5 separate regions of the Homo sapiens genome follow, and all the other regions are linked to region 1. A link is an interaction called in ENCODE POLR2A ChIA-PET data of the cell type or tissue named here. Cell type or tissue: CD4-positive, alpha-beta T cell. All regions are shown on one strand. Each heading gives the region's core, and the rest is flanking DNA. Links, peaks and the distances in the headings are about the cores only. Region 1 has its middle 5.8 kb from the start of FOXJ2. Region 2 has its middle 34 kb from the start of SLC2A3. Region 3 overlaps NECAP1 (NECAP endocytosis associated 1). Region 4 overlaps LOC124902871 (a long non-coding RNA gene). Region 5 overlaps SLC2A14 (solute carrier family 2 member 14).

The links. Peaks named below come from ENCODE experiments on the same cell type or tissue, not always from the same donor. Only the 100,000 strongest peaks of a DNase experiment are listed, where the experiment ranks them.
Region 2: POLR2A ChIA-PET joins it to region 1 with 24 read pairs; 13 of 35 experiments call an interaction of 5 or more read pairs at or near these places.
Region 3: POLR2A ChIA-PET joins it to region 1 with 12 read pairs; 16 of 35 experiments call an interaction of 5 or more read pairs at or near these places.
Region 4: POLR2A ChIA-PET joins it to region 1 with 39 read pairs; 13 of 35 experiments call an interaction of 5 or more read pairs at or near these places.
Region 5: POLR2A ChIA-PET joins it to region 1 with 11 read pairs; 9 of 35 experiments call an interaction of 5 or more read pairs at or near these places.

The regions. Positions count from the first base shown.
Region 1 is chr12:8,023,841-8,029,995 of GRCh38, forward strand. No RefSeq gene overlaps it. Among named protein-coding and RNA genes, the nearest start is that of FOXJ2, 5.8 kb to the right of the region's middle. RefSeq lists an enhancer at 2,976-3,165. In CD4-positive, alpha-beta T cell, for the core only: no CTCF peak of the experiment used is centred there; DNase peaks (open chromatin) are centred at 2,881 and 3,311; H3K4me3 peaks cover 1,975 bases; H3K27ac peaks cover 1,859 bases.
Region 2 is chr12:7,967,298-7,973,452 of GRCh38, forward strand. No RefSeq gene overlaps it. Among named protein-coding and RNA genes, the nearest start is that of SLC2A3, 34 kb to the left of the region's middle. RefSeq lists enhancers at 629-1,341, 1,342-2,054, 3,480-4,193. In CD4-positive, alpha-beta T cell, for the core only: no CTCF peak of the experiment used is centred there; DNase peaks (open chromatin) are centred at 3,484 and 4,194; H3K4me3 peaks cover 2,083 bases; H3K27ac peaks cover 2,020 bases.
Region 3 is chr12:8,085,987-8,092,141 of GRCh38, forward strand. NECAP1 (NECAP endocytosis associated 1) reads left to right here. Exons shown (of 8, transcript NM_015509.4): 2 at 3,950-4,050; 3 at 4,209-4,313; 4 at 5,783-5,864. Among named protein-coding and RNA genes, the nearest start is that of NECAP1, 6.8 kb to the left of the region's middle. In CD4-positive, alpha-beta T cell, for the core only: no CTCF peak of the experiment used is centred there; a DNase peak (open chromatin) is centred at 2,795; H3K4me3 peaks cover 1,333 bases; H3K27ac peaks cover 2,050 bases.
Region 4 is chr12:7,957,849-7,964,003 of GRCh38, forward strand. LOC124902871 (a long non-coding RNA gene) reads right to left here. Exons shown (of 2, transcript XR_007063198.1): 2 at 5,766-6,155. Among named protein-coding and RNA genes, the nearest start is that of SLC2A3, 25 kb to the left of the region's middle. RefSeq lists an enhancer at 918-1,027 and cis regulatory regions at 1,963-2,088, 2,861-3,195. In CD4-positive, alpha-beta T cell, for the core only: CTCF peaks have their summits at 3,003 and 3,204; DNase peaks (open chromatin) are centred at 1,993 and 2,983; H3K4me3 peaks cover 2,058 bases; H3K27ac peaks cover 2,815 bases.
Region 5 is chr12:7,859,548-7,865,702 of GRCh38, forward strand. All of the region lies in intron 2 of SLC2A14 (solute carrier family 2 member 14), which reads right to left. It also overlaps the pseudogene RPS20P29. Among named protein-coding and RNA genes, the nearest start is that of SLC2A14, 10 kb to the right of the region's middle. RefSeq lists enhancers at 246-1,041, 1,042-1,836, 4,082-4,583 and a silencer at 3,193-3,393. In CD4-positive, alpha-beta T cell, for the core only: no CTCF peak of the experiment used is centred there; a DNase peak (open chromatin) is centred at 3,704; H3K4me3 peaks cover 724 bases; H3K27ac peaks cover 509 bases.

The DNA of each region.
Region 1 (6,155 bases), core at 1,041-5,040:
AAAGGCAATGCAACCCAGTGCTTTCATCCCTGGTCTTTTGAGGCCTGGTGTTTGTTTCTTGGGCTTCCAGGGATGAAAGAAACTCATGATTACTATTGTTTAAGAAGGGCAGGCAGCCAGGCTTCAGGAGGAATCATGAATTGAGGATTTTTCTAAGGCCTCAGGTTCTATGTAACTCAGTATGTCATGTTCTTACCAATCAAGGTACCACCCCTTTACAAATTGGAGGGCTTAGATCTATGGTTAGGACAATACCAGTTCTTTCCTTCTTCAGACTTGGTGTTGGGCTCTAGGTTCCCCTTGCTAAAAAAAATTTCTGCTTTTGCTTATTGCCCATCATCAGGGGGAAAGTGACAGTGCTGTAAGTGTATGAATTATTAGCCTAAAAATAATTTTTTGTATGTTTTTCATGATTTATTTAATATCACTAGGAACAAAGGGCACTTTTCCCTCAAACACAATTCTTGAAAATATTAACATCTCCCCTCTCTTTTGGCATAGGTAATATACACTTTATTATGCCAGAATTATTTACAGCCCAGTAATAATTTTTCCATGGCATTTTTGTTATTGCAAATATAGCTGCCTCCTGCTCCTTTCCTTGTTCCTAAACTATCGCCACAATGATACTAAAGAGCCAGTATTGTATATACTCTTTTGTAAACCACCTGACCTAGAAGACCCTAGAGAATCGTAAGATAGGATCTCTTTTGATAAGCAGAAAATACCGTTGCAGAATCTTGACCAATAGCCCCCGCAGAGTCTTGTGGTAGGGATAGTTATAATATGAAAGGGAAATTCTTGTCCTCAAGTTTAGAGCAGTTTTTAGACAATGTTAAAGCATCGCTGAGCTCTAAGTATAAGAAAAACTCTGGACTAGGCTGGGTGCAGGGGTTCATGCCTGTTATCCCAGCACTTTGGGAGGCCGAGGAGGGTGGATCACGAGGTCAAGAGATCGAGACTATCCTGGCCAACATGGTGAACACCCGCCTCTACTAAAGATACAAAAAAATTAGTTGGGTGTGGTGGCATACCTGTAGTCCCAGCTACTTGGGAGGCTGAGGCAGGAGAATCGCTTGAAGCCAGGAGGCAGAGGTTGCAGTGAGCCAAGATCACGCCACTGCACTCCAGACAGAGCAAGACTCTGTCTTAAAAAAAAAAGGAAAGAAAAACTCCGGACTAGAAAAAAAGTGTACATCATGCTAAGGAAGCAAATGATTCCATAACTAACATAGTATAGATGATACCTCTCAAGCTCTCAAATAATTTCTTCCTAGTCTCTTGCCTCAGATTGTAGGATAAACACTTTATGTTCCATTCACTGAATGTAGAGGACATCTTTTCACTAATCCCACCTATCTTTTCAATTTTTCCAGGAAGGTAGGTTGAGGGGAAATCTGCTTTCAAATTTTAAAGGCCTCAAGGTGTTAGGAGGAAAACAGCATTTTCTCATGGAAGTAGCATCTCAGGTAGGTTTGTGAAGTAGCATCTCAGGTAGGTTTGTGAAGCAGATCTACTTCAAGTCTCGCATTTTTAGGATTTTTCCAGCATTATTTTTTTATTTATGAGACGGAGTCTCGCTGTGTTGCCCAGGCTGGAATGCAGTGGCAACATCTCGGCTCACCGCAACCTCGCCTCCCTAGTTTAAGCGATTTCCGGCTAATTTTTGCATTTTTTAGCAGAGACTGGGTTTCACCATGTTGGACAGGCTGGTCTCGAAATCCTGACCTCAGGTGATCCGCCCGCCTTGGCCTCTCAAAGTGCTAGGATTACAGGCGTGAGCCACCGTGCCCAGCAGTGTACTTTATAAAAGTCTTCTCCCTCTGGTTTGGTTCACATCATCAGTTGACTACCTACTATGTATCCGACACTGCCGGGCACCAGAGATAAGATGTAGTTCTCAGCAAGGCGCGGTGGCTCACGCCTGTAATCCCAACATTTTGGAAGGCTGCGGTGGGCGGATCATTTGAGGTCAGAAGTTCGAGACCAGCCTGGCCAACATGGTGAAACCCCGTCTCTACTAAAAATACAAAAAACATTAGCTGGGCGTGGTGGCGGGCGCCTGTAGTCCCAGCTACTCGGGAGTCTGAGGCAGGAGAATCGTTTGAATCCCGGAGAGTGCAGTGAGCCGAAATCACGCTTCAGCCTGGGTGATGGACCGAGACCCTGTCTAAAGAAAAAAAATGAATAAAAAAAATAAAAAAAGATGTAGTTCTCTAACGAGGAAGGCTTCTGTATGTGATTAATGCCCTTCATTCAGAGAAATCTTTACAGTTCTTTTCACCTGCATCTACTCTCTCCAACTATTATACGAATGGTTTCTAACCCAACTGCTTGAATACTGTGATCCAGGGTCAGTCTTCAGCTTTCTAATATTAGAGAAACTTAGTTTTCCCTGTCCTTGTCTAAAGGCAGGGTGAAACCCTTTTCCTTTCCTCCGTGTCATTCATTCTCTTATGTAACGTAAACAAATGGGAAGTCTGGGACCAAAGGCTCATAAGAATTTAATTATCATGCAGATTCCAGAAAGCCAGTGTACACGCAGACTTCGGAGGCAGTAAACAGGAAACCATCGATCCCGTGCAGGAAATGACCTTGTTTGAAGGCAACGAAGGTGTCGCGGATTTCCCTCGTTTTCCTTCAGTTCCTTTCTAAACTCATTTCCGTGTTTCAATCAGTTTGGTCCTTCTCTACATTAACAGAGTCCCCCCGGCCCAGAGAGAATGGCAAACAGACCCTTCCCTTTAGTGGACATTTTTATGTCTTGTTTTACATCACTGCAAATCTCAGCCAATCAGTAGTTGGGGTAGGAGGTACCAAAATAATCCTCACTTCCTCCCCCAAATACCACCCCTCGCGTGCGTCATCCTGTGATAGATTACCAACGCAGCCAATCAACAAGCGATCTTGGGCCGGGCCTACCCGAACCCCAGCCAATTAAGAGGAAGATGAAGAATTGGGGCGGAGGATGGAAAACTTGCCACCTCTTTTGGAAATGATTTGAAGAGGTGCGTCCGGAACGAGGGAAACTTACGACTTTTGCTAACGATCGCGGCGTGCTGTGTATCTCCTGTGCCAGTTCTGTCTCCCCAAGACCCCACCCCAAGATGGGCCCCATGGCCCACGTACCCGGCCCCCAGTTTCAGTAGGACGTGTCCTTATCCCTGAGGTCCTCCAGAAAGGAACCCAACCCCAATGGCCCGTGCTTCACACGCTCCTCCCCGCGCCGGTGGAGTAGGGGGCAGGAGAGACCTGCTGCCTCTGGCGCCAACCTTTCCATTCAGTGCGTCTTTCCTGCCTAGCCCACGTTCCCGGGCCGGAGCTGACACGGGGGTGGGAGGAGCCGAGTGCTTGCTCGTCTTGGGCAGAGGCGAAAGCTTCTTAAGGTGGAACAGGAATGTTGGGCTGCTGGGCCTCTACCGCTGGGATGTGCCGGCCCCTGCTTCCCAACCTCGCCTCCCAGTTTTTCATCTCTTGTTCCCTGGCTCCAGTCTAATTTTTAGGGGAGTGGAAATCAAACAGGCTGGGAAGAGGATAGAAAAATAACGTAGAAAAGCTGGGCGCGGTGGCTCACGCCTGTAATCCCAGCACTTTGGGAGGCCAAGACGGGCGGATCACGAGGTCAGGAGATCGAGACCACCCTGGCTAACACGGTGAAAACCCGTCTCTACTAAAAATACAAAAAATTAGCCGGGCGTGGTGGCAGGCGCCTGTAGTCCCAGCTACTCGGGAGGCTGAGGCAGGAGAATGGCGTGAACCCGGGAGGCGGAGCTTGCAGTGAGTCGAGATCGTGCCACCGCACTCCAGCCTGGGCGACAAGAGCGAAAACTCCGTCTCAAAAAAAAAAAAAAAAAAAAAAGGAAAGTTAACGTAGAAAACTGTAAATAATAAACAGTTATGTAAAGGAAATACAAACTATACAGATAACTTCACCTTTATGATTTAATATCTTGCGTTCTATTCCCCCCATTACTTTTTATTTTTTCAATTCCCATAGAGTCAATGGTGACCCCATTATCTTTTAAAGTAGCAGTTAGAATTTTTCTGATGGTGCAAATGTAAGCTCATATTTTGTCTGATAAATATTACTAAATGAATCGTTTCTATGTTGGTTTAGTTTCTCTCTAATAGACCTGACTAGAGTCATTAAAAGAGGTCAGAACTCTGTGTCTAGTGGCGGCAGGCTACCCCCTACTCCGTTGATCACAGGTCCCCAGGAATCTGGAAGAGTGGAGATGCGGTCTTGGCTGTGGTTCAGTTGTCTCATTTGTAAATGGGAATAACATTTCCCCACCTCGTAGGTTTAGTGTCAATCCTAAAAGACCTAGTGTAAATGAAAACATTGTAATCTGAAAGGTGTAAACAGACATTAGGTAGTATTACACATACAAAGCATATAATAATAGTAAACATAGTCCTAGCTATGTTCCAGCATTTTTAAACAGTACTTTAAATTTAATTTTTATTTTTTGAGATGGAGTCTCCGATCTGTCGCCCAGGCTGGAGTGCAGTAGCGCGATCTTGGCTTACTGCAACCTCTGCCTCCCAGGCTCAAGCGATTCTTCTTCCTCAGCCACCCGAGTAGCTGGAGCTACAGGTGCGTGCCGCCACACCCGACTAATTTTTGCATTTTTAGTGAAGACAGGGGTATCACCATATTGGCCAGGCTAGTCTCGAACTCCTGACCTCGTGATCCGCCCGCCTCAGACTCCCAGTGTTGGGATTACAGGTGTGAACCACCACGCTCGGCTAAACAGTACTTTTTAAAAAATTGTTTATCTTGTAATAATTCAAACACACACAAAAGTAGAGAAAATAAGATTTTTTTTTTTTTGAGACAGTCTCATTCTGTCACTCAGGCTGGAGTGCAATGGCACGATCTCAGCTCACTGCAACCTCCGCCTCCCGGGTTCAAGCAATTCTCCTGCCTCAGCCTCCCGAGTAGCTGGGATTGCAGGCACCTGCTATCATGCCCAACTAATTTTCATATTTTTGTAGAGACGGGGTTTCTCCATGTTGGTCAGGGTGGTCTTGAACTCCTGACCTCAGGTGATCCACCTGCCTTGGCCTCCCAAAGTGCTGGGATTACAGGCATGAGCCACCACGTCTGGCCCAGAGAATAGCATTTTAAAAAAACTGTTGTAAAAAGCAACATTCGTTCAATCTTTCATCTATCATCTGTACTCCTCTCCCCCATTACTTGATTATTTTGAAGCAAATTTCAGGCATTTCATGTCTAAATACTTTAGTATTCATAAATATTCATAAAATGGTAATTCCATTAGCACCTAAAGTATACAATAATTGTTTGATATCGCCCTCAGTATTGGAATTTTACCAGTTGTCTCATAATATTTTTTCCAGTTGCTTTGTTTTAATCAGGATCCCTCAAAAGGTCTACATATTGTATTTGATGGACATGTCTCTTGGTCCACATATATTGCATTTGGTTGATAAGCCTCTCAGTCTCTAGGTCCTTCCTCCTTCAGGCATTTAACTAAATATATTACATGTATAAAGGCACATAATCCCTTCACAACATTATGAAATAGGTACTATTATTATCCCCATTTTACTGATGAGGAAACTGAGTCACAAAGCAGTTAAATGACTTACCTAAATTCTCACAATTATTAGGACTCACAGTTGAGAACCACTATTTTTGTTTCACGTAATACACAGTCTCTAATAAGTGCTTCCAAAACGTGCGTTGTAGCATATTAGTCTCCAATTTTATAAAGAATAGTTTTGCTCAAGGTAAATTAACACTCATGAATAATTATATAACATGTTTTATTACAAAGAAGAGTGGATCCTTACATTTTAATTTCTGTATGTTTCAGTGACTTAAAAAATCCTTCTCCGTATTACCCGCCTTAATAGAAAGTAAAGTGAGAATGAATGTAAGTGCTTCCCCCCAATCTTAGGGCAAAACCATACCAAACCAGCCTTGTCAGTTTCTTTTAATTTTAAAAATTACATAAGCAAATCTACACAAACACTAATTATAGATACATTAAAAAATGAAGTAAATTAAAATAATCCATAAACTCACATCTTTGGTGTGTATCCATCTTCTATGTGTCTATTGGTATGCACACAAATATATGCATGAACATATATATATTTTAAAAAGCAACTATATGATTGCATTA
Region 2 (6,155 bases), core at 1,367-5,366, 56 kb before region 1:
TTGTTAGAACTCACTCATTATCACTAGAACAGCATGGAGGAAACTGTCCAAATGATCCAATCACTTCCCACCAGGACCCTCCCTTAACAGGTGGGGGTTACAATTTGGGATGATGTTTGTGTGGGGAAACGGAGCCAAACCATATCAGCCTCACAAGTAGCTGGGACCACAAGCCTATGCCACTTATGCTGCACTAATAATTTTTAACATTATTTGTAGAGATGAGGTCTTGATACATCGTCCAGGCTGGACTCGAGTTCTTGAGCTCAAGTGATCCTTCCATCTCAGCCTCCCAAAGTGCTGAGATTAGAGGCTTGAGCCACCAGGCCCAGCCTATTTAATGTTTTGTTTTTTTAAAATTTATTAGAAAAAAAATTTTTTTTTTGAGACAGAGTCTTGCTCTGTCACCCAGGCTAGAGTGCAATGGTGCGATCTCGGCTCACAGCAACTTCCACCTCCTGGATTCCAGTGATTCTCCTGCCTCAGCCTCCCGAGTAGCTGGGATTACAGATGCCCACCACCACGCCTGGCTAATTTTTGTATTTTTAGTAGAGACGGGGTTTCATCTTGTTGGCCAGGCTGGTCTCAAACTCCTGACCTCACAGGTGATCCACCCGCCTCGGCCTCCAAAGTACTGAAATTATAGGCGTGAGCCACTGCGCCCGGACTAATGTTTTAGTTTTTTAAAGATAGAGATTGGCGTCTCACTATATTGCCCAAGCTAGTCTCAAACTTGTAGGCTCAAGCAATCCTCCCACCTGGGCAAAGATTACAGGTGGGAACCACTGTTCCTGGCTGAAAGTTTATGTTAAGTGTCATGAAGGGGCACTACCAAGTGCATAAAAAATAAAATACAGGCTGGGAGCGGTGGTCCACACCTGTAATCCTACCGCTTTGGAAGGCTGAGGCAGGAGGATAGCTTGAGTCCATGAGTTCAAAACCAGCCAATCCTATCTCAAAACAAGCAAACAAAGCTGGGCATGGTGATGTGTGTCTGTAATTCTAGCTACTCTGAAGGCAGAGGCAGGAAGGATCCCTTGAGCCTAGATGTTAGAGGCCAGCCTGAGCAACCTAGCGCAACACTGATTCTACAAAAAATAAAATACAGGCTGGCCGCGGTGGCTCACGCCTGTAATCTCAGCACTTTCGGAGGCCAAGGCGGGCCGATCACCTGAGGTCGGGAATTCCAAAACAGCCTGACCAACATGGAGAAACCCCATCTCTACTAAAAACACAAAATTAGCCGCCAGGCACCGTGGCTCACGCTTGTAATCCCAGCACTTTGGGAGGCTGAGGCGGGTGGATTACGAGGTCAGAAGTTTGAGACCAGCCTGGCCAATATGGTGAAACCCCGTCTCCACTAAAAATACAAAAAAAAATTATCTGGGCGTGCTGGCACGCGCCTGTAGTCCCAGCTGCTTGGGAGGGTGAGGCAGGAGAATCGGTTGAACCCGGGAGGCGGAGGCTGCAGTGAGCCGAGATGGTGCCACTGCACTCCAGCCTGGGCAACAGAGCAAGATTCCGTCTCAAAAAAAAAAAAAAAAAAAAAAAAAATTAGCCAGGAGTGGTTGTGCATGCCTGCAATCCCAGCGACTCCGGAGTCTGAGGCAGGATAATCGATTGAACCCGGGAGGCGTAGGTTGCAGTAAACCTAGATCGCGCCACTGCACTCCAGCCTGGGCAATAAGAGCGAAACTCCGTCTCTAAAAAATAAAAATAAAATAAAATAAAATACAAATTTAGTCCCAAGACAGTTGTGCCCATAGTCCCAACTATTGTCCCAGGTATTCAGGAAGCTGGGACAATAGCTGGTATTCAGGAAGGTGGGAGGGTTGTTTCAACCCAGGAGTCTGAGGCTGCAGTGAAGCCGTGATCGCTCTGCTACACTCCAGTCTGGGCAACAGGGTGAGACCCTGTGTCAAAAGAAAAAAAACTACATAATACATAAATACAACGCCATGATATATAAATCACGTTGTTTTTTGTTTGTTTTGTTTTGCTTTTGAGACGGAGTCTCACTCTGTCTCCCAGGCTGGAGTGCAATGGTGCGATCTCGGCTCACTGCAACCTCCACCTCCTGGGTTTAAGCGATTCTCCTGCCTTAGACTCCCGAGTAGCTGGGACTACAGGTGCCTGCCACCACACCCAGCTAATTTTTGTATTTTTAGTAGAGACAGGGTTTCACCATGTTGACCAAGCTGGTCTTTGAACTCGTAATCTCAAGTGATCCGCCTGCCTTGGCCTCCCAAACTGCTGGGATTACAGGTGTGAGCCACCATGCCCAGCCAAATCACCTGTTTTTAAACCATAGAAAAAGGGGAAGATAAATGTCAAAGGAGGACTGTATTTACAACTCAACAGTAAGGAAAATAAAGTCCTTGATTTAGATTCCCCCCCTTTCCAGTTTTCCACTTCTTTCTCCTCTCAAGCACCTTTTCTGCCTGGCAAGAAGCATGCAAAACAAACTACCCATTTGCTTTTCTTCTTCTTCTTTTTTTTTTTTTTTTTTTTTTTTTTGGAGACATAGCCTCACTCTGTCACCTAACCTGAAATGCAGTGGCTCGGTTAACTGCAACCTCCACCTCCCACCTCCCAGGTTCAAGCTATTCTCCTGACTCAGCTTCCCCAGTAGCTGGGATTACAGGCGTGCGCCACCATGCTCGGCTAATTTTTGTATTTTTTAGTAGAGATGGGGTTTCGCCATTTGGACAGGCTGGTCTCGAACTCCTGACCTCAGGTGATCCACTAACCTCAGCCTCCCAAAGTGCTGGGATTACAGGCATGAGCCACCGCGCCCGAACTACAATTCTTGGACGTCTCCATTAATTCTTACTGCTCTTCCATCCCCAATCTTGTCTTTCTCGGTGTCTTGATTACTTGAAAATCATCCCTTCGTCTCTGTTTCTCGAGCAGTGCCCCTTCCGCAACAGTACGCGCTCTCCTTTTTTTTTTTTCTTTTTTTCTTTTGAGGCAGGGTCTCAGTCTGTTGCCCAGGCTGGAATGCAGTGGCGCGATCTCGGCTCACTGCAACCTCCGCCTCCCGGGTTCAAGCGATTCTCCCGCCTCAGCCTCCCGAGTAGCTGGCATTACAGACGCCCGCCACCAGGTCCGGCTAATTTTTTTGTATTTTTAGTAGAGACGGGGTTTCACCATGTTGGCCAGGCTGGATTTGAACTCCGGACCTCAAGTGATCCGATCTCTTCGGCCTCCCAAAGTGCTAGGATGACAGGCGTGAGACACCGCGGCCGGCCGCGCTCTCCCTTTCTTGCACTCGTCTTTATCTTCTAAGCCCTCCACATGCTTTTAAACTGTCAGTCTTTTCATTTTTATTTCTTCCTCTTGGACGCATTTACCCAAATTGGCCCGAGGGAGGCTGAGACAGCAGATACGAAAGAAAAATGTGTGTATGCGTGAGTCTTTGGGTGGCGAAGAAGGAGGAGGAGGAATGTAGCTCGGGGCTCGGCCCCCGTGCTGGGATTCCGAGGGCGGGGGACAGGATGCGCGCGCGGCGGGTAGCGTGCCACACGGCACGTCCCGGCCGCTGCAGGAAGGCGGGGCTCAGGTCCCGCCGACTCCCACATGCTGGGGGACACCGGGAGCGCCTCCCACTCCCAGCCCGCCGGAGAGCCTTGCAATTTTCAGGAATCGGCGTCTTCTCTGGAAAGCCGCCAAAGGTTTTAAGAGGGTTTCGCCTTAAGGGCAGATGTTTTGTGCTAGGCCAGTAATCCTCAAACGTCCCTTTTAGCCCCACTCAGCTGTGTGAGTTTCCATCCCCATCCCCTCCTCTCACCCGACCACGTTGCCTCTTTAGCTGCAGGTCCTTTTATTGCTCTTCTTTCCCACGTACACTCCACGTTTCACATTTCACGCTTCCACACAGCCTCCTATGTTTACAAACTCTCTCCCTTCATTATGCCCGAGCAGCACGCTGAGTCTTTTTTAAAGTCAATTTTATGTATAAAATGTACACAATACAATTCAAACCTTTTAGGTGTGCAGGTGGACGACTTTTCTCTCTCTCTCTCTCTCTCACACACACACACACACACCAGTGTTGCCACTACCCCAATCCGCACAGAAATTTTCATCATCTTAGAAAGCTCAGCATCCTGAATCTTGGGCAGTTAGCCTGTCATTTTTCAATCACGACTTACAGGTTTTCTCCCTCACGCATTCACTTTTTCATATGTTGGTGAAATATTTACGTAAGTACCACGTATGAACCAAACACTACGGAAACAGAAACAACCGGGAAACTAGAGCAACTCAATGTAAAAGGGAAGGCGCATACAATAAGACACATACTTTTGTTTCCCCTTCACCTATAGTATTTCTGCTAATCCTTCCCCTTCCCCTTTAAAAACAATTAAAAAAATTTTTTTGTGAGTATGTAGTAGGTGTATATATTTATGGGGTCCATGATGTTTTAATGCAAGCATGCAATGTAAAATAATCACCTCATGGAGAATGGGGTATCCATCTCCTCAAGCATTTATGCTTTGAGTTACCCCCTCATCTTTTTAGACCCTCAGACAACTTAGTCAGCTGACCAATCCTTCCTGAGAAATAAATGTTCTTTTTCACCCTTTTTTTATGTCTTCCTGAGGAAGGCTGACGGTGAATGAAGCGCATTAGACTGAGAATAGCTGCTGAGTAGAAAACCGGTGGGAAAACAGAGAATTTCCTGGAGGCATGGGAGGGGCACGCTGTAATGAGTGGGAATGTCACAGGCGCTGTTTCAAAAAGAGTGGATGAAAGCCTGAGAATGCGGCTGTAAAGGCTACTGGAAGGCTCCTCGGGCAGGGGACAGGATGTGAGCCCCTGGAATAGACTCATAAAAGAAAATGTTAGCACATACCATTGAATTCACTGAGACACATGAGAAAATATGGGAAAGTCGGAGAGTGGAAGAAAATGTAAAGACCCCCCTCCTCCCCAAAGAGTACGTTGTGTAGTGGGGTAGAGTGGAAAATCAATCCAAGAAAAGTAGCAAACGGACCCAAAGATGAAGAGGAAGAAAAGAAACAGCAACACGAAACGAAAAAAAAAGCCACCAGATTTGTTGCAACGTTGATGTAAACCTGGCCGTCTTCCTGAACCAGTGACCCAGGGTTTCCGCTTCCCTTTGCTGTCATCTTGCTCAAGTCTAGAAGCTGAAATATCATCATCAACTCGACATGAGGGGATAACCTCTAGATCCACTCATCAGATGCTCATCAGACGTTCCAATTACAAAACTGAACCTCTTCTTAGTGCTGGGGCGGTTAGAATGCAAACATTTCAAGAAAAAAAAAACATTGTTTTCTAGTGGTGATAGAATTGAGGGTGAGTTCTTCCTTCCTTTATTTTTGTCTTTTATTTTTTTCTACTTTACTGAAGGGCACATGCAATAAAGCAGATAAAAATGCACTAATCTGGAGTTTACAGTTGGGTGAATATTTATATCTGTATTCACAGGCATAAACATTAACCGGATCAAGATCTAGATTTTTTTTTTGCACCACCATGCCCAGCTAATTTTTTTTTTTTTTTTTGAGATGGGAGTCTTGCACTGTCGCCCAGGCTGGAGTGCATGGCGCCATTGGCTCACCATAACCTCCAACTCCCGAGTTAAAGTGATTGTCCTGCCTCAGCCTCCTGCGTAGCTGGGATTACAGGCACGCGCCACCATGCCCGGCTAATTTTGTATTTTTTAGCAGAGATGGGGTTTCTCCATGTTAGTCAGGCTGGTCTGGAACTCCTAACCTCAGGTGATCCACCCCCCCGCCCCCCGCTCCTTGGCCTCCAAAGTGCTGGGATTACAGACATGAGCCACCGAGCCTGGCAAAATCTAGATTCTTTAACATTTCTTGCTCCTCAAAAAGGCTCCTTGTGCCGGTTCAAGTCTACAGCCGCCCTTGCCAGAAGAAACCAAGATTTTTTTTTTTTATTTTTCGAGATGGAGTCTTGCTCTGTCCACCCAGGCCGGAGTGCACTGGTGTGATCTCAGCTCACTGCAACCTCCGCCTCCCGGGTTGAAGCCATTCTCCTGCCTCAGCCTCCCGAGCAGCTGGGATTACAGGTATAAGCCACCACTCCCAGCTAGAAATCACAATTTTCACTTCTGTCATCATCAATGAATTTTGTTGTTCGTGACCTTTAAATGGAACCATACA
Region 3 (6,155 bases), core at 1,251-5,250, 62 kb after region 1:
GAGCCACTGCGCCTGGCCCTTTCACTTAATTTTCACGAGAATGGGCATAATGCCTGGCACATAATAAATGCTTGATAAATGCTGGTTTTCTTTTTGTTTGCATAATCTTTCTTATTTACCAGAACCCACTTTATATTATAAGCAGGATTTATTCTCTAGGCTGACATTAAAGGACAAACTGGGCTTTTTAGAAAGCAGGAGGAATTTTTCCTTTGAGTGACTGGTAAGATTAGAGAGAATAATTGATTTTAATTCACCTAGTGTAAGCTGTTCGTTCCCAGACTTTCACTGACCAGACTTCTAGACTATGGGAAGGAAAATTTGGGTTGACAAGAAACTTATCAGGCTGAGTGCGGTGGCTCATATCTGTAATCCCAGGACTTTGGGAGGCCGAGGCGCACGGATCACTTAAGGTCAGGAGTTCCAGACCAGCCTGGCCAACATGGTGAAACCCCGTCTCTACAAAAATACAAAAAACTTAGCCAGCCGTGGTGGCGCACACCTGTAGTCCCAGCTACCTGGGAGGCTGAGGCAGTAGAATTGTTTGAACCCGGGAGGCGGAGGTTGCAATGAGCTGAGATCATGCCACTGCTCTCCAGCCTAGGCGACAGAGCAGGACTGCGTCTCAAAACAAACAAAAAGGAAACTTACAAATGCTTAGAAAACAATCTGGGTGCGGTGGCTCACTCCTGTAATCCCAGCACTTGGGGAGGCCAAGGCGGGCGGATTTCCTGAAGTCAGGAGTTTGAGACCAGCCTGGCCAACTTGGTGGAACCCCGTCTTTACTAAAAATACAAAAGAAATTAGCTGGGCATGGTGGCCTGTGCCTGTAATCTCAGCTACTCAGGAGGCTGAGGCAAGAGAATTGCTTGAACCCGAGGTTGCAGTTAGCCAAGATCGCGCCATTGCACTCCAGCCTGGGTGGAAGAGTGAGACTCTATTACACACACACACACACACACACACACACACACAAATAAATAAATGGTTAGAAAACAGTTTTCCAACCTATAAAACTATTTTTTTTTAAAAAAAAATTCTTCACTACCCTCTTCCCTTAGCTAAATCAATATTAACCTCTATAATGCGTTTCAGTGTAATGAAAGAATAATGGACTTTAAAGTTAGGCATTATTACTTACTGTGTTATCCTTTCCATCATTTAGAGAGAAAGAGAGGTATGACAGGCTTTTCATGCCTATTTCACATATCTACTATAAGGACATAATAAGATGTACATTTGGAATCTTACTGTGAATCATCATAGTGGTTTTTTATTTATATATATATAAAGTTTTATTACTAAGGTAAATGAAAATTTGTAAGGTAAGTTAAAAGTATTGTCAGAGGACAAGCAAAATCAAGAGTTCTTTAGATTAGGTCTTGGAGTAGGAAAGGAACTAAGGCTCAAGGCTGAGGGAATCTGCTGCCATGAATATCCATTTACTTACAGAATTTGTTAAGTATCGGACACTAGATACACAAGAGAAATAAGGAACTCATCCAAGAAAAACACATTTAATAGACTTGTTCCTAATTTTTTTTTTTTTTTTTTAGAGACAGGGTCTCACCCTGTTGCTCAGGCTGGAGTGCAGTGGGGCGATCATAGCTCACTGCAACCTCAAATTCTTAGGCTCAGGCAGTCCTCCTGCCTTGGCCTCCCAAAGTGCTGGTTATAGGCGTGAGCCACGGTGCCTGGCTGTTCCTAATATTTTTAATAGCCCATTTACATGAGCTCTTGGTGGCATGATTATAATAAGTAATAACTCATTAATATAATAGATGAGGAACTTTAGAGCTCTCTAATCTGGATCAGATTTAGGTACTTGAGGGTCTTTGAGGGCAGGGAATCAAGAGGGAAGAGAATGGGAAGGACTTATTTTACAGATCCTGTTCAAAACCTGTGCTAATTTTCACTTTCATTTTCCTCCTTTCAGCTTTTTACCTCTCATCTTGTTAAACTCATTCTTGTTCAAATATACCTTGTGGTTGCTTTTTTAGTCTTTAAGTATTAGTCTTTGGTTTCTTAGAAGATGAATTATTAATAACTTTTACTTTGCTAATCTGTTTTCCATACTCCTGGCAAAACAAATCACAAATACAATGTTTTGTAAAATTCATCATAAATAATCTTAGTTGTTGTTCAAGTTGATTATAACACGTTTTATAAATTTCTGATGTTTTCATGGCCGTTTGTATCTCCAGCCCAGATGTCTTTCTTGAACTCGTCTCATATATTTTACTGCCTACTCTACATCTCTTGAAAATCTACTAGACATCTCAAACTCAGCATATTTAAAACTGAATCCCTGATCCTTCTTCCTAGATGTGTTCCTTCTCATCTCAATAATTGGCAACTCTTTGCTCAGGCTAAACACCTTGGAGTTGTCCTTGGCTTCTATCCCCTATCTAATCCATTAGAAAATCCTGCTGCTTTTACCCTAAATATATCCTTCTCTTCTATCCCATATCTAATCCATTAGAAAATCCTGCTACTTTTACCCTAAATATATCCAGAATATAGCCACTTCTGCTACCATTGTGACTTTTCTAGATTACTGCAGTAGTCTCTTAGCTAATCCCCCTGCTTCAGTCCTCTTATCCCAACAGCTTTTCTCCAGACAGCAGATGTAGTAATCTTTTTAGAATATAAGGGAGATCATGTCACACCTCTGCTTAAAATTTGTAATAGCTCTTTTTTCACTCAGAGTGAAAGCTGAAGTTGTTACTATGACCCACAAGGCCCTGCGTGATCTGGCCGTCTGTTACCTCTCCCACCTTGTCTCTTCCTCTGTTCTAACCACAGTGCTTCCTTGTTGTCTCTCAAACATGCCAGGCATGCCCCCACCGTAGCACCTTTGGGCTAGCTGTTCCTTATGTCTAGAATGCTTTTCCCCCAGACATCTGTATGGATAACTCTCTTGCTTCACATTCTAGCTCACATTTCACCTTAATGAGACCTACCCCAACCACCCTCTTGAATGCTACAACTTGTTCATTCTCCCACTGTCTTCTTAATCTTCCTAATTTGCCTCTACATTTTCTTTTTACCTTAGAACTCACCACTTTCTAAGATACTAATTATGCTGTTTATTATGTTTCTTTTTTATTTTCTATCTTCTGTTAGGATGTAAGCCTCATGAGGGTTGGAATCTTTGTTTTGGTTGCTGTTGTATCCTAAGCATCTGGAACAGTGATGCATCTGTCCTAATAAGTACTGTATAAATATTGATTGAATTCAGTGAAAGATAGTATATTTACTGATTTGGGAGGGCTCCCATTACCTAGGATATTTAATGTAGTAGACTTTGTTGTTATCTGATTAGTAAAGCATGGTTATCTAGTATACCATCTATAGTTTGAAAATAGCATCGTTATGAGAAATTTTATTTATTTCTTTATTTGAGACCAAGTCTCGTTCTGTCGCCCAGGCTGGAGAGCGGTGGCGCAGTCTCGGCTCACTGCAGCCTCCACCTCCCAGGTTCAGTTGATTCTGCCTCAGCCTCCCAAGGGATTTCAGGCGCACGCCACCATAACCAGCTAATTTTTGTATTTTTAGAAGACGGGGTTTCACCGTGTTGGCCAGACTGGTCTCAAACTCCTGACCTCAAGTGATCCACCCACCTTGGCCTCCCAAAGTGCTGGGATTACAGGCTTGAGCCACCATGCTCGGCCAGAATTTTATTTTTTATTGCTTTTATTCGTGCTTTTCCATCTTTTTAATGATGCTTATTGGACTCCAAAGTCCTCAAGTAGTAGCATTGTCTTTTACTTGCTTTGGACTGTATGTAACATGAGGCATCTAAATAGATCATGAATTATTCTTGTTGATTAATAGGTAGAAAGAATAGGCAATCCAGGATAGGGAAATAGAAATACAGTCAAAGATTGTGGGTGGGCGTTAGTAAATTAAGGACATGTGCCTGAGGCTTCCTCTTTTCCTGTCCTAGGGCCTCTGACTGGAAATTAGACCAGCCTGATTGGACTGGTCGCCTCCGAATCACTTCAAAAGGGAAGACTGCCTATATCAAACTCGAGGATAAAGTTTCAGGTAATCTTTGCGGGTGACCCTCTAACATTAAGAATATTAATTTGGTGTGCTTTTATAAGTACCTTCAATTTGGGGACTGGAATGGAAATACTACTTGTTAATTGGGGTTCTGGATTTTGGCTTGCTTTACTCAAAAAAGTCTTTCTCTTATCTGTCAGGGGAGCTCTTTGCTCAGGCACCAGTAGAACAATATCCTGGTATTGCTGTGGAGACGGTGACAGATTCTAGCCGCTACTTTGTAATCCGGATCCAGGATGGTACTGGTAAGAGAACTGGGATTTTGAGTGGAACGAAGTTAGGAAAACAGGTGAATGCACAGCCATGAAAAGTGTTTCCGATTGCATTTATCTTTCTTTGGTTTACTTCATTTTTTCTTCCCTTTCTCTAAAGTTGCTCTAGTTGCTAAAGGAAAAGTATTAACATGTTATTTGTAATAGATAAGCACGAGTTCAAGATGTGGTAATTCATATGTAGACTTAAATAAATGAAAAACACATATCTAACAAATGAATTAACACATTTGGCACTTTAGGAGGCCGAGGTGGGTGGATCACCTGAGGTCAGGAGTTTGAGGCCAGCCTGACCAATATGATGAAACCCTGTCGCTACTGAAAATAAAAAATTAGCCAGGCGTGGTGGCAGGTGCCTGTAATCCCGGCTACTCGGGTGGCTGAGACAGGAGAATCACTTGAATTGGGGAAGTGGAGGTTGCCGAGATCACGCCATTGCACTCCAGCCTGGGCAACAAGAGCAAAACTCCATCTCAAAAAAAAAAAAAAGAATGAACACTTTTTGCCCGTTTATTGTTCGTGGTAGTTTTTGGTGGGACTATCTTGAATCATCTTACGTGTGGGGCAGTCATTCTTACTCTTTTCTCCATGGTCTATAACAGAGGTTGGCAAACAGACAAATAATAAATGTTTTAGGTTTTGCAGGTCAGGTGGCCTCTGTTGCAACTACTCAGTTTTGCTGTTGTAGTGTGAAATCACTGTAGAAAATATGTAAACACATTGATACCACTATGTTCCATGAAACTTCTTCTACAAAACCAGGCTATGGCAGGATAAAGCCCATGGGCTCTATGTAGTTTATCGACTCTTGGTCTATGAGAAGATATTTCACATTCAGACTTTGTCTAGTTAGGGTGACTGTTATATTTTCATTGGGCAAAATTTGCCATAGAGCAGCAGTCCTCAACCTTTTTGGCACCAGGGACCCGTTTTGTGGAAGACAGTTTTCCACAGACCGGCATTAGGGGATGGTTTCAGGATGATTCAAGTGCATCACATTTATTGTACACTTTATTTCTATTATTATTACATTGTAATGTATAATGAAATAATTATACAACTCACTATAATGTAGAATCAGCGGGAGCCTTGGGCTTGTTTTCCTGCAACTAGACGGGGGTGATGGGAGACAGTGACAGATCATCAGGCATCAGATTCTCATAGGGAGCTCATAACCTAGATCCCTCACATGTGCAGTTCACAGTAGGGTTCACACCCCTCTGAGAATCTAATGCTGCCACTGATCTGACAGGAGGCGGAGCTCAGGTGGTCATGCAAGTGACGGGGAGCGGCTGTAAATACAATGAAGCTTTGCTCTCTCGTGTGCAACTCACCTCCTGCTGCATGGCCTGGTTTCTAACAGGCCACAGACTGGTGCCGGGGGTTGGGGGCTCCTGCCATAGAGGATACTTCCTAGTCGAGTCTTCCTACGTTTTCCACAGGGCGCAGTGCTTTCATTGGCATTGGCTTCACAGATCGGGGAGATGCCTTCGACTTTAATGTCTCCTTGCAGGATCACTTCAAGTGAGTGAAGCTTGTCCTTAGTTACGAGGCTGAATGCTTATAGGAATGCTGCTTCTCACATGAATGGGCAGTATCTCTTTTCCTCCTGGTTTCTTTGTTTCTTAAACTATTTCATTGTGAATATAAATCTCCCCATTCACTTTTGTTTCCTTAGGTCATCTTTGTATCTATTCTGTTTCCTTTCCTTATAGCCTGCAATATATTTCAGATCCCTTGTGCAGTAGTTTGAAATGATGCTCTGTCGAATTTGCCCCGTCTTTTAGGTGGTAGAGGGAGGCCTATGGTAACAGC
Region 4 (6,155 bases), core at 997-4,996, 66 kb before region 1:
CATGCCCGGCTAATTTTTGTATTTTTAGTAGAGATGGGGTTTTGCCATGTTGGCCAGGCTGGTCTCGAACTCCTAACCTCAGGTGGTCTGCCCGTCTTGGCCTCCCAAAGTGTTGGGATTACAGGCTTGAGCCACCGCGCCTCGCCACATCTGTTATATTAATAATTGAGGAGCTAATATTGATACATTATTATTACCTGAAGTCCATAGTTTATATTTGGGTTCATTCTTTGTGTTGTATATTCTATGGGTTTGATAAATGTATGATATCATACAGAACAGCTTTACTGCCCTAAAAATCCCATGTTCCACCTCCCTTCCTTACTCCTCCAACCCCTGGCAATCACTGATCTTTTTGCTGTTTTTGCATAGTTTTACCTTTTCCAGAATGTCATACAGTTGGAGTCATACATTATGTAGCCTTTCCAGATTGGCTTATTTCACTTAGTGATATTCATTGAAAGTTCCTCTATGTCTTTTCATTGCTCACTTCTTTTTATCACTGGATAATATTCCATTATTTGGATGCACCACAGTTTATCCCTTCACCTACTGAAGGACATCTTAGTAAGTTTTAGCAACTATGAATAAAACTGCTCTAAACATTCGTTTGCAGGTTTTCATGTAGATGCATGATTTCAACTCATTGGTGTAAGTACCAAGGAGGGTGATTGCAGGATCACAGACAAGACAAGGGTTTTAAAAGTCATCTTCACTTGATCTTAGCCAAAAGGCCGAGAAGCGGGAAAAGTGTTCTTCTATACAAGTGCCAATATATAAGCAACACAGATAATTGCTTGCATGAAGTGAAGACAGTTCTTTGAGTTCCTTAACTTTTCTCTAGCAGTGCTCTAAAGCTATAAATGTCCTTCTTTCTCTGTGTAGCTATTAGTGGGACACTATCACCAGGCTACCACCCCCCTCCCCCCACTCACAGGAAAACAGCTACATGATGACTGAAGTGCTTAGCTGACTCACATCTACGCTTTCAAAACCAGAAGCACATGGCAATCTATGGGCACTTTTTTTTTTTTTAATTTCTTTTGAGACAGAGTTTCGCTCTGTCACCCAGGCAATGGCGTGATCTCAGCTCACAGCAACCTCCACCTCCCGGATTCCAGTGATTCTCCTGGATTACAGATGCCCACCACCACGCCTGGCTAATTTTTGTATTTTTAGTAGAGACAGGGTTTTATCATGTTGGCCAGGCTGGTCTCAAACTCCTGACCTCAACCTCAAGTGATCAATCCAACCACCTCGGCCTCCCAAAGTGTTGGGATTACAGGCTCGAGCCACTGTGCCTGACCTATGGATACTTTTCAATACAGTGTTTCATAATTAAAGGTCTACATTCTTTTAACAGGGCTTCTCCCTAACTTTGGTAACCCTCCAGTGCAGCAGAGCCTAACTCCCTGGAAAAGATTCACCGAGTTCTCTAGGAGGAAAAAGACTACTGAAGCCCCAGGATGCTGTTTATCAAATGGGGTTCTAAAATGGGCTAGGAGGTGTGGTGCTTTATGCCTATAATTACCTTGCTTTAGGAGGCTGAGATGGGAGGATGGCTTGAGGTCAGGAGTTTGAGACCAGCCTGGGGAACATAGCAAGACTTCATCTCTACAAAAAAACTTTAAAAATGAGCCAGGTGTGGTGGTGCCATGCCTGTAGTTCCAGCTACACCGGAGGCTGAGTAGGCAGGATCCCTGAACCCAGGAGTTTGAGGCTGCAGTGAGCCACTACCCTCCAGCCTGGGGAGCAGAGTCAAACCCTGTTCCCTCTTTATCTGCCACCCCCACCCCCCCAAAAAAAGAAAGAAAAAATAACATAGACTAGGCAAATACCCCCGAAAGTGAATGCAAATGTATTTTAGTGTACTCTTGAGGGGCGGTGAGGTGCAAACTCTCTTATCACAGTCTCAAAAAGGAGTACAAGACTCAGAATACAGCCAGATTGGCCTCCGGGCATTGAATGTGGTAGGAAGTGGGGAGGAAGCCACTGCAGAGGAGCCTTAGTGTGGAAACAGCAGGTGTGGTCTGCTTGCAACAGAGGTTCTCCTCCCACTTTTAGGGACGGCTCCTGGTGGAATCACAAAGAGCAAGCTCCTTTCAAGCCTGAGGCCCCAATTCCTTTCAGGCAAGGGGAAGTTAAGAGAAAGGGCAGGTAACATTAGTGCCTGATTAAGGTACTTAAGCAAAATAGCACTACAATCCTCAGAACATGCCATAGTCTGAAGAGACAAAAACTCTTCACCCTCACTTGTATAAGGGGTCACTGTAATATTTTAGCATTTGCCTTTAGCAACTTGAAGAGGAAGAGATGTGAAGTAGCAGCGGCAAAGCTCTCTTAAGTGAAAAAGACTCGTGTATTTTCCTTTTCCATACATTTGACACCACAGGCATTTAACACATTTTTAACATTCAGTGGCTGTTACATACTATACAGTTTTCTAGCTATTATACTTGTAGTAATTCTATGACCTGATGCATATTCTACTATACATACTTCATTTACAAGTGCCACACAATCTTTCTGTGTAGTGAAAAATCAGCTTCCCGGCCGGGCGCGGTGGCTCACGCCTGTAATCCCAGCACTTTGGGAGGCCAAGGCGGGCGGATCACAAGGTCAGGAGATCGAGACCATCCTGGCTAACATGGTGAAACCCCGTCTCTACTAAAAACACAAAAAAATTAGCCGGGCATGGTGACGGGCTCCTGTAGTCCCAGCTACTCGGGAGGCTGAGGCAGGAGAATAGCATGAACCCGGGAGGCGGAGCTTGTAGTGAGCCGAGATTGCGCCATTGCACTCCAGCCTGGGCGACAGAGCGAGACTCTGTCTCAAAGAAAAAAAAAAACAAAAAAAACCCGTCTTCCCTAATTTATGCATTTTTCTTACAAATAACACAAGCTGTTGACCTCTTATTTTTAGCCTCCCAGCTGAATAGGGCAGTTACAGAAATATTTGGATGAGGCGGGCCCAGAAACCAAAGAATTTCTTCCTGTCTGTATCTACCCTGTAGGTTAGCCCCGCCTGCTGGCGTCTTGCTTTTGTAAAAGGCTGCGTAAGCAAGTGCAGACGTGAGTTGCAGATCATCTTGAATCTCCGGAGCGACAAGCTCCATCACTCAAAGCGGATCAAATACTCTGGTCCCTTCTTTGTTCTTCTGTTTCTCTTCTCCTCCTATGGAATTTATCCTCCTGTTGATGCCACCGAGCGATACGACAACATCTTTATCTCCCTCAGCGTCCTGTTTTCCTTCATCCTCTTTGGTTCTTGGTCTGTTTGGCATGGATGTGCACAATCTCATGGGAGTGCAAAATCTCGAGTACTTCTTGCATGATTCAATGCAAATTTATTGCAGCAATACTCTACCTGTTTTTAAAATGTGTGCAACAAGTGTTGACTTCAGTGGCCTGACCCTATAATCCTGTAACTGTTTAAGTGTTCGGACATGGGAAGTTGCTTTGATTACAACCACAATATTCAAAAACTAGATTCCATGTAGATTTATTTATTTTCTTTATTTATTTTTTGGAGACAGGGTCTTTCTCTGTTGCAAAAAGGAGCTGGCTGGAGTGCAGTGTCACGATCTCAGCTCACTGCAGCCTCGACCTGCTGGGCCCAAGTGATCCTCCTGCCTCAGCCTCCTGAGTAGCGGAGACTATAAGCACATGCCACCATGTCCAGCTAATGTTTGTATCATTTGTAGTGACAAGGCTTCACCATGTTGCCCAGGGTGGTCTCGAACTCCTGGGCTCAACTGATCCACCCTGGCCTCCCAACGTGCTAGGATTACAGGCGTGAGCGAACCCCAGGTAAATTTTAAAATCCAGCTTAATTCCAATTACATGTAAGTGGCTGCTTTAAGCTAATGGAAAATAAGCAAGTTTATAATTTTTAAAAAATGAAATTCAAAATTAAGAGATAACCCATGAAATCTTATACCCTGACAAGTGGCCCTTTAAAGGCTGTGGACCTTACCTTGATATTCTCTGGCCTTCTTCCCCTAGATACTATTAATAAACAGCAGCAGACTAACGTAGTGACAACAAGAGTGAATAAGAAAGACAAATGGCCTGAAAAATCCACAAGGGGATATAAGTCTGGGTTCGTTTATTTATACAGATCTACTATGTTGCCAAACCCAGTTTATATTCTGAGGATACTATGGTGTGGTAGGAGAACTCCATTTCCTGTTTGCATAGAATTTAAATTCTACTGGGATGAGGCTATGTATTCATTTTTACGTTTTATTTCTTTTTTGTTGTTGTTCTCGAGACAGAGCCTTGCTCTGTCGCTCAGGCTGGAGTGCAATGGTGCAATCTCAGCTCACTGCAACCTCCACCTCCTGGGTTCAAGGGATTCTCCTGCCTCAGCCTCCCGAGCAGCTGGGATTACAGGCGTGCACCACCACGCCCAGCTAATTTTGTATTTTTAGTAGAGATGGGGTTTCTCCATGTTGGTCAGGCTGGTCTCAAACTCCCGACCTCAGGTGATCCACCTGCCTCAGCCTCCCAAAGTGCTGGGATTATAGGTGTGAGCCACCGAGCCTCCGCCCCACCCCCACCACCATTCTTCTTAACGATCTAAATTTAGACTTTCCAAACATACTCGAAGTAGATGTGAGGAGCTTAATCAAATCATCACAGAAACATTCGTCTCTGTAGTGGTAGAAATAGGTACTTGATAAATCAAACTGTCAGTTTCTTCTGTTACCTCATTTATAATTCATAACAATATTTAAAATTTGCTATTGTCATCCTCATTTACACCAAGAAATCTCTAAGTAATTTGCTCAAGGACCCACAGTTTGGGGCAGAACTAGTTGTCCATACTATACTATAGTATACTACATTGTTGTAGATTAAGAGAAATATATCCAATGTATGTTAAGAAGAAAGAATCCGGGGCCGGGCGCGGTGGCTCACGCCTGTAATCCCACCACTTTGGGAGTTCGAGGTGGGCGGATCACGAGGTCAAGAGTCCGAGATCAGCCTGGCCAATATGGTGAAACGCCTTCTCTACTAAAAATACAAAAATTAGCCGGGTGTGGTGGTGCGCGCTTGTAGTCCCAGCTACTCAGGAGGCTGAGGCAGGAGAATCGCTTGAACCCGGGAGGCGGAGGTTGCAGTGAGCCGACGTCGCACCGCCACTGCACTGCAGACTGGACGACAAAGCGAGACTCCGCCTCAAAAAAAAGAAAAGAAAAAAGAATCCGGGATAGCCACTCTTTCTCCATCCACGTCTATCCTACCCTTTTACGCCTAGAAATGGAGCCTGTTCTTGCCCCTTCTTAGGCAGCTTGTCATAAACAGGAAGCATGTGTCCTGGGTGCAAGACATCTGGAGACTGACGATAAGTGGCTGTTCAAGGGTTGTAGGAAAAGGGAGACATTCTCCCCCGCGAGTTTAGTAAAGATTCTATTCTTAGGCTCTAGAGAGAAGGTGAAAGGAAGTTGAGGATGCCAGGCAGGGAGGCTGGATAAGGGAAGGAAAGCTCTTGCTACTTATCAGTGTTCTGTCTGCAAAGAAGAAACGTCAAAGGGAAAAAAGGGGGAGTCTCCTTCAGTAATAATGGCTTTGCAGAGCTGATTACCTTTCAGTTCAGTTAAACCAGGGGTCTGAAACTATGGCACTGGGTCCAAATCAAGCCCAACACCTGTCTATCACCACACATAAACTAAGAATGATTTTTGCATTTTTAAATGATTGAGGGTGGGGGGGAATCAAAATAATTATTTTGTGGCTTGTGAAAATGATATAAAATTCAAATTTCAGTGTCCACAAGTAAAGCTTTATTGAAATACATTCACGTTCATTCATTTATATATTGTCAAGGGCTGCTTTTGCACTACATATGGTCAGAGTGGGTAGTTATGACAGATTGAATGGCCCACAAGGCCTAAACTATTTGCTATCTGATCCCTTACAGTAAGTAAAGTTAGCCAACTTGTGATTTAGACAGTAGAGGAATCAAATGAAATAGCATCAAAAAGTTGTAGGATCATTGGGCCATTCTAACCCTAAGTCAGAGGAAGAAATGGAATGGGAAGTAGAGGGTGAACAGAAAGAACACAATACATCTGAGTGGGACGCACACATGTTGAGTAGTAAAAATCTCTGAGGACTTCTTGTTAGGGGATGCCAAAAAGTGGGCCTACC
Region 5 (6,155 bases), core at 1,413-5,412, 160 kb before region 1:
CAAGATGATTGGAAATGAGTGGACAAGAAACTGAGGGCCAGTTGTCTCCATACATCATGGAATAGCCAGGACTGATGACAGTAGGAATGGTGAAAACCAAGAGAATGAATCAGGCTTCTAAATTTTCAGAGAATGTGGGGGAAGTGACCCAGGAGTTCAGTAGATTATTACAATATCCTGATGGCATGCACTGAAAAGAAGCTGAGTTTTTAAGGGATTAGCAACAGTTTGAAGTAGGCAAAGAGCAGCATCATAAGAGTTACAAACGAAATGCTGAACCTACCCTGTAGTACTTTCAGAGAAGTGAGATCCTCTAACTTGAAAGATCAAGAAGGGGATCATGGGAAACGTGGCATTTATATGGACCTTGAAAGATGAAAAGAATTTTGAGAGAAATAGACTTGGAAAGATAATTCCAGGCAGAGAGATGCTATTACCAACCAAAGAGCTGACACTGCTCCACCCACGCCTGGTGCTTTTGCAAATCCGCCTCCAGAGCCCGTTGCTGTGGTGCTAGTAACATCCTTGGTATTACCAGAGCTGGTTAGCAGTTGGCCACCAGGTGGCAGTGTATATCTTTGCGCCATCCCTCCCAGTACTGGCCCTGGAGAAAAACTGGAAGTGAGAATTAGCACAGGTACAGCTGAGGTGAGATCAGTGGCTTGTGGATTGTGTATTTAGTTAGGCCTGAAGAAGCAAAGCCCTCAGAGAAGAGGATAAATTTGGGAACATTTAGGGAAAATATCAGGCAGAAGATAAAAGGAAAGGAAATTGCCTCAGGGCGAGAGTATAATGAGGTCTAAAAAGTAGTAGGGGGCTCTTGGAGGGACAGCCATGTCCTCCTGGCCATTCCTTTAGGAACTAGTTGGTCAGGATAGCCACGCTGCCCTAGGCTTTACAAAACTCCGGAAATACACTCTTGGAACCAGAGGTGATAATTCACTGAATGAGGATTACCCCAACCAGCCACAGCGGGAAATCCTTGGAGAAGGTGTGCGCTGATTGGATCAGAGGCACAAAGGAAAAGAATCCCAGCATGAAGGACCAGTTGGAATGCCAAGACTCCATAAATCACTGCAAGAAAAACGCCTTATGGTGAGGGTTCTGGGATTTGGGATCATTTCCAGATGAGAATCCACAGATGACTCACTGCCTCACACAGTCCTTCTGAGGTTGTTAAACAGATTGTTTCCATCAGTATTGAGTCAGGAATTGAGGCTGCTCCCCACTGCACTTACTTGTCAACTTTTTTTTTTTTTCCTGAGACAGAGTTTCACTCTTGTGGCCCAGGCTGAAGTGCAATGGCGCAATCTCAGCTCACTGCAACCTCTGCCTCCTGGGTTCAAGCGATTCTCCTGCCTCAGCCTCCCGAGTAGCTAGGATTAGAGGCATGCACCACCATGCCCAGCTAATTTTTTATTTTTAGTAGAGACGGGGTTTCTCCATGTTGGTCGGGCTGGTCTCAAACTCCAGACCACAAGTGATCCACCCACCTCGGTCTCTCAAAGTGCTGGGATTACAGGCGTGAGCCACCTCGCCCGGCATCAACTGTTTTCATAAATTAATTATCAGTTGTTTAAAGAAAGAAGCAGCCAAAAGGAAGAACCAAAGAGAGAGGGGAGATGTGAAGATCTGTAGTGCAAGGTGAGGAAAAGGCACCAGAGCAACATTGGAAGAGAGTTTGGAGCAATAGTCTTTTTTTTGGTGGGGGGGAGGCTTGTTTATTCCCCATAATAATTTTCAAAAACTATGTATTTCCCCTACACATTTTTAAGTTGACATCTAAGAAAATTTTTTTATGTTTAAGTAGCTTCCAGGGATTAATTTCTGCTGTCTATTATCTGGTATACATGCTTTCAGTACCACTGCTAGCTTTTCCATTGCTTTTGTGCAAATTAGGCAAAGGTGCCCTTTTGGGAAAAAGCAGGTTTTCTAGGAACGGTACTCTTGTGTAAAGAAAAAATGTGCCCCTTCCTCTGGATGAGGAGGAGAGCCTGGCCAGTGGATTGCAGGCTGTATTTCAGCCTCTACTTATCCCACAAAACCGCACAACTAAGTTTCAGCCCTTCACTTGTCCCGAAAACCATACAAACCATACATAAAAGCTTTGTAAACTTTAACTGAAAAAAAACAGGCCATGCGCGGAGGCTCACCCTTGTAATCCCAGCACTTTGAGGGGCTGAGGCAGCAGATCTCCTGAGGTCAGGAATTCCAGACCAGCCTGGCCAACATGGTGAATCCCCATCTATACTAAAAATACAAAAATTAGCCAGGTATGGTGGCGCACACCTGCAATCCCACCTACTCGGGAGGCTGACGCAGGAGAAATGCTGGAACCCGGGAGGCAGAGGTTGCAATGAGCTGAGATTACGCCACTGCACTCCAGCCTGGGCGACAGAGCGAGACTCCATTTCAAAAAAAAAAAAACAAAAACAAAGGCCAGTGTGGTGACTCAGGTCTGCAATCCCAGCACTTTGGGAGGCCAAGTCAGGTGGATCACGAGGTGAGGAGTTTGAGACCAGCTTGACCAACATGGTGAAACCCCGTCTCTACTAAAAATACAAAAATTATCTGGGCATGGTCGCGCATGCCTGTAATCCCAGCTACTCAGGTGGCTGAGGCAGCAGAATTGCTTGAACCCAGGAGGCGGAGGTTGCAGTGAGCCGAGATCACGCCACTGCACTCCAGCCTGGGCTACAGAGCCAGACTTGTCTCTCAAAAAAAAAAAAAAAAAAAAAAAAGAAGACACCAAACTGCATGCGGTGGCACATGTCTGTAATACCAGCACTTTGGAAGGCCGAGACAGGGTCCCCCAGCAGTGCCAGCCCACCGGCGCTGCGCTCGATTTCTCGCCGGGCCTTAGCTGCCTTCCCACGGGGCAGGGCTCGGGACCTGCAGCCCGCCATGCCTGAGCCTTCCCACCCCCTCTGTGGCCTCCTGTGCGGACGAGCCTCCCCGACGAATGCCGCCCCCTGCTCCACGGCGCCCAGTCCCATCGACCACCCAAGAGCTAAGGAATGCGAGCACATGGCGCGGGACTGGCAGGCAGCTCCACCTGCAGCACCGGTGCGTGATCCACTAGGTGAAGCCAGCTGGGCTCCTGAGTCTGGTGGGCACTTGGAGAACCTTTATGTCTAGCTCAGGGATTGTAAATACACCAATCGGCACTCTGTATCTAGCTCAAGGTTTGTAAATACACCAGTCAGCACCCTGTGTTTAGCTCAAGGTTTGTGAGTGCACCAATTGACACTCTTTATCTAGCTGCTCTGGTGGGGCCTTGGAGAATCTGTGTGTGGAAACTCTGTATCTAACTAATCTGATGGGCACGTGGAGAACATTTGTATCTGGCTCAGGGATTGTAAACGCACCAATCAGCCCCCTGACAAAACAGGCCACTCGGCTCTACCAATCAGCAGGATGTGGGTGGGGCCAGATAAGAGAATAAAAGCAGGCTGCCCAAGCCCGCATTGGCAACCAGCTTGGGTGTCCTTTCAAACTGTTGAAGCTTTGTTGTTTCACTCTTTGCAATAAATCTTGCTACTGCTCACTTTTTATGTCCACGTTGCTTTTATGAGCTGTAACTCTCACCGCAAAGGTCTGCAGCTTCATTTTTGAGCCCAGCGAGACTACGAGGCCACCGGAAGGAACGAACGACTCCTGACGCGCTGCCTTAAGAGCTGCGACACTCACGGCGGAAGTCTGCAGCTTCACTCCTGAGCCAGCAAGACCACGAACCCACCAGAAGGAAAACACTCCGAACGCATCTGAACATCAGAAGGGAGGGACTCCAGACGCACCACTTTAAGGGCTGTAACACTCACTGCGAGGGTGTGCGGCTTCATTCTTGAAGTCAGTGAGACCAAGAACCCACCAATTCCAGACACATGGCCACCATTGTGAAACTCCATCTCTATTAAAAATACAAAAAAATTAGCTGGGTGTGCTGGTGCATGCCTGTAGTCCCAGCTACCTGGGAGGCTGAGGCAGGAGAATGAACCCAGGACACAGAGGTTGCAGTGAGCTGAGATTGTGCCACTGCACTCCCGCCTGGGTGACAGAGTGACTCCATCTTAAAAAAAAATAAAAAATAAACCTTGGAATACGGACATAGCTCATTCAATTCATTGACATATAAACTAAATGACAAACATACTGTTTATGGAGAAACCTGTGAGCCACATCTTTTGGCTTTGGAAGCCAAAAGCCTAACTTCCTTTTATTTCAGATGAAAACTTATCTCCCTATATCAACCATCTTCCTTTTTTTTCTTTTTTTCTTTTTTTTTTTTGAGACGGAGTCTCACTGTTGCCCAGGCTGGGGTGCAGTGGCATGATCTTGGCTCACTGCAACCTCCACCACCCGGGTTCAAGCGATTCTCCCGCGTCAGCCTCCCGAGTAGCTGGCACTACAGGCATGTGCCACCATGCCTGGCTAATTTTTTGTGTTTTTTAGTAGAGCCAGGGTTTCACTGTGGTAGCCAGGATGGTCTTGATCTCCTAACCTCGTGATCTGCACGCCTCGGCCTCACAAAGTGCTGGGATTACAGGTGTCAGCCCCCGCGCCCGGCCACCACATTGTTTTGATTACAGCTTACTGCTGAATTTTGAGAGTGCTTTACATTCTCTAGAAACAAATCCTTTGGGATATGTGGTTTGCAAATATCTTCTCTGAATGTAGCCTATCTTTTCACCATATACATGGGGCCTTTTGCAGAGCAAAAGCTTTTCATTTTGATAAGCCCAAATTTATCAATTTTTCCTCTTGTGGTTTGAGCTTTTAACGTCTTTTGTTGTTGTTGTTATTGTTGTTTGAGATGGAGTCTCGCTCTGTCGCCCAGGCTGAGTGCAGTGGTGCAATCTCAGCTCACTGCAACCTCCGCCTCCCGGATTGAAGCCATTCTCCTGCCTCAGCCTTCCAACTAGCTGGGACTGCAGGTGCGCACCACCATGCCTGGCTAATTTTTTGTATTTTTAGTAGAGACGGGGTTTCACCATGTTAGCCAGGATGGTCTCGATCTCCGGACCTCATCATCCGCCGGCCTCGGCCTCCCAAAGTGTTGGGATTACAGGCGTGAGCCACCGTGCCCGGCTGAGCTTTTACTGTTAAGTCTCTTTTACTATAACACAGGCATGCTCACTTGTTTATGTAATGAACGTGGCTGCTTAAATGCTATGACGTTGGAACTGAGTAGCTGTAGTGGTGACTGAGCCGCTATGGCCCACAAAGCCTCTATCTGCACAAAAAGAGTCAGCCGACCCAGGCTCTAATCAGATAAGCCTCCATACTCTTAGGGTATTTTCATATGCCTTTCCCTCTATCTGAAACACTCTTTCTTCAGATCTCCTCATGGCCGGCTCTTTATGTCACTCTGGTTTCTGCTCAAATTTACCGTAAAGAGGCCTTCCCTGACCACACTACAGGTATATCTCGCTTTATTGCATTTTGCTCCTATTGCGCTTTTTTACAAATTGAAGGTTTGTGGCAATCCTATGTTAAGCAAGTCTATTGGCCTCATTTTTCCAACAGCATGAGCTCACTTTGAGTCTCTGTGCCACATTCTGGTAATTCTTGTAATATTTCAAACATTTCGTTATTATTATATCTGTTATAGTGATCTGTGATCAGTGATCTTTGATATTACTATTGTCATTGTTTTGGCATGAACCATACCTATATAAGACAATGAATATACAAAAATTAGCCAGGCAGGCTGGGCACGGTGGCTCCCACCTGTAATCCCAGCACTTTGGGAGGCCAAGGTGGGCGGATCACGAGGTCAGGAGATCGAGACCATCCTGGCTAACATGGTGGAACCCCATCTCTACTAAAAACACAAAATATTCGCCGGGCGTGGTGGCACATGCCTGTAGTCCCAGCTACTCGGGAGGCTGAAGCAGGAGAATCTCTTGAACCTGGGAGGCGGAGGTTACAGTGAGCCGAGATCGTGCCACTGCACTCCAGCCTGGGCGGCAGAGTGAGACTCTGTCTCAAAAAAAAAAATGAAAATAAAAATAAAAAAAGACAATAAATCTAATTAATAAATACTGTATGCATTCTGACTGCTCCACTAACTGGCCATTCCCCATTTCTCTCTCCTTCTCTCTCTTCTCAGGCCTCCCTATTTCCTGAGACAATAATATTGAAAATTAGGCCAA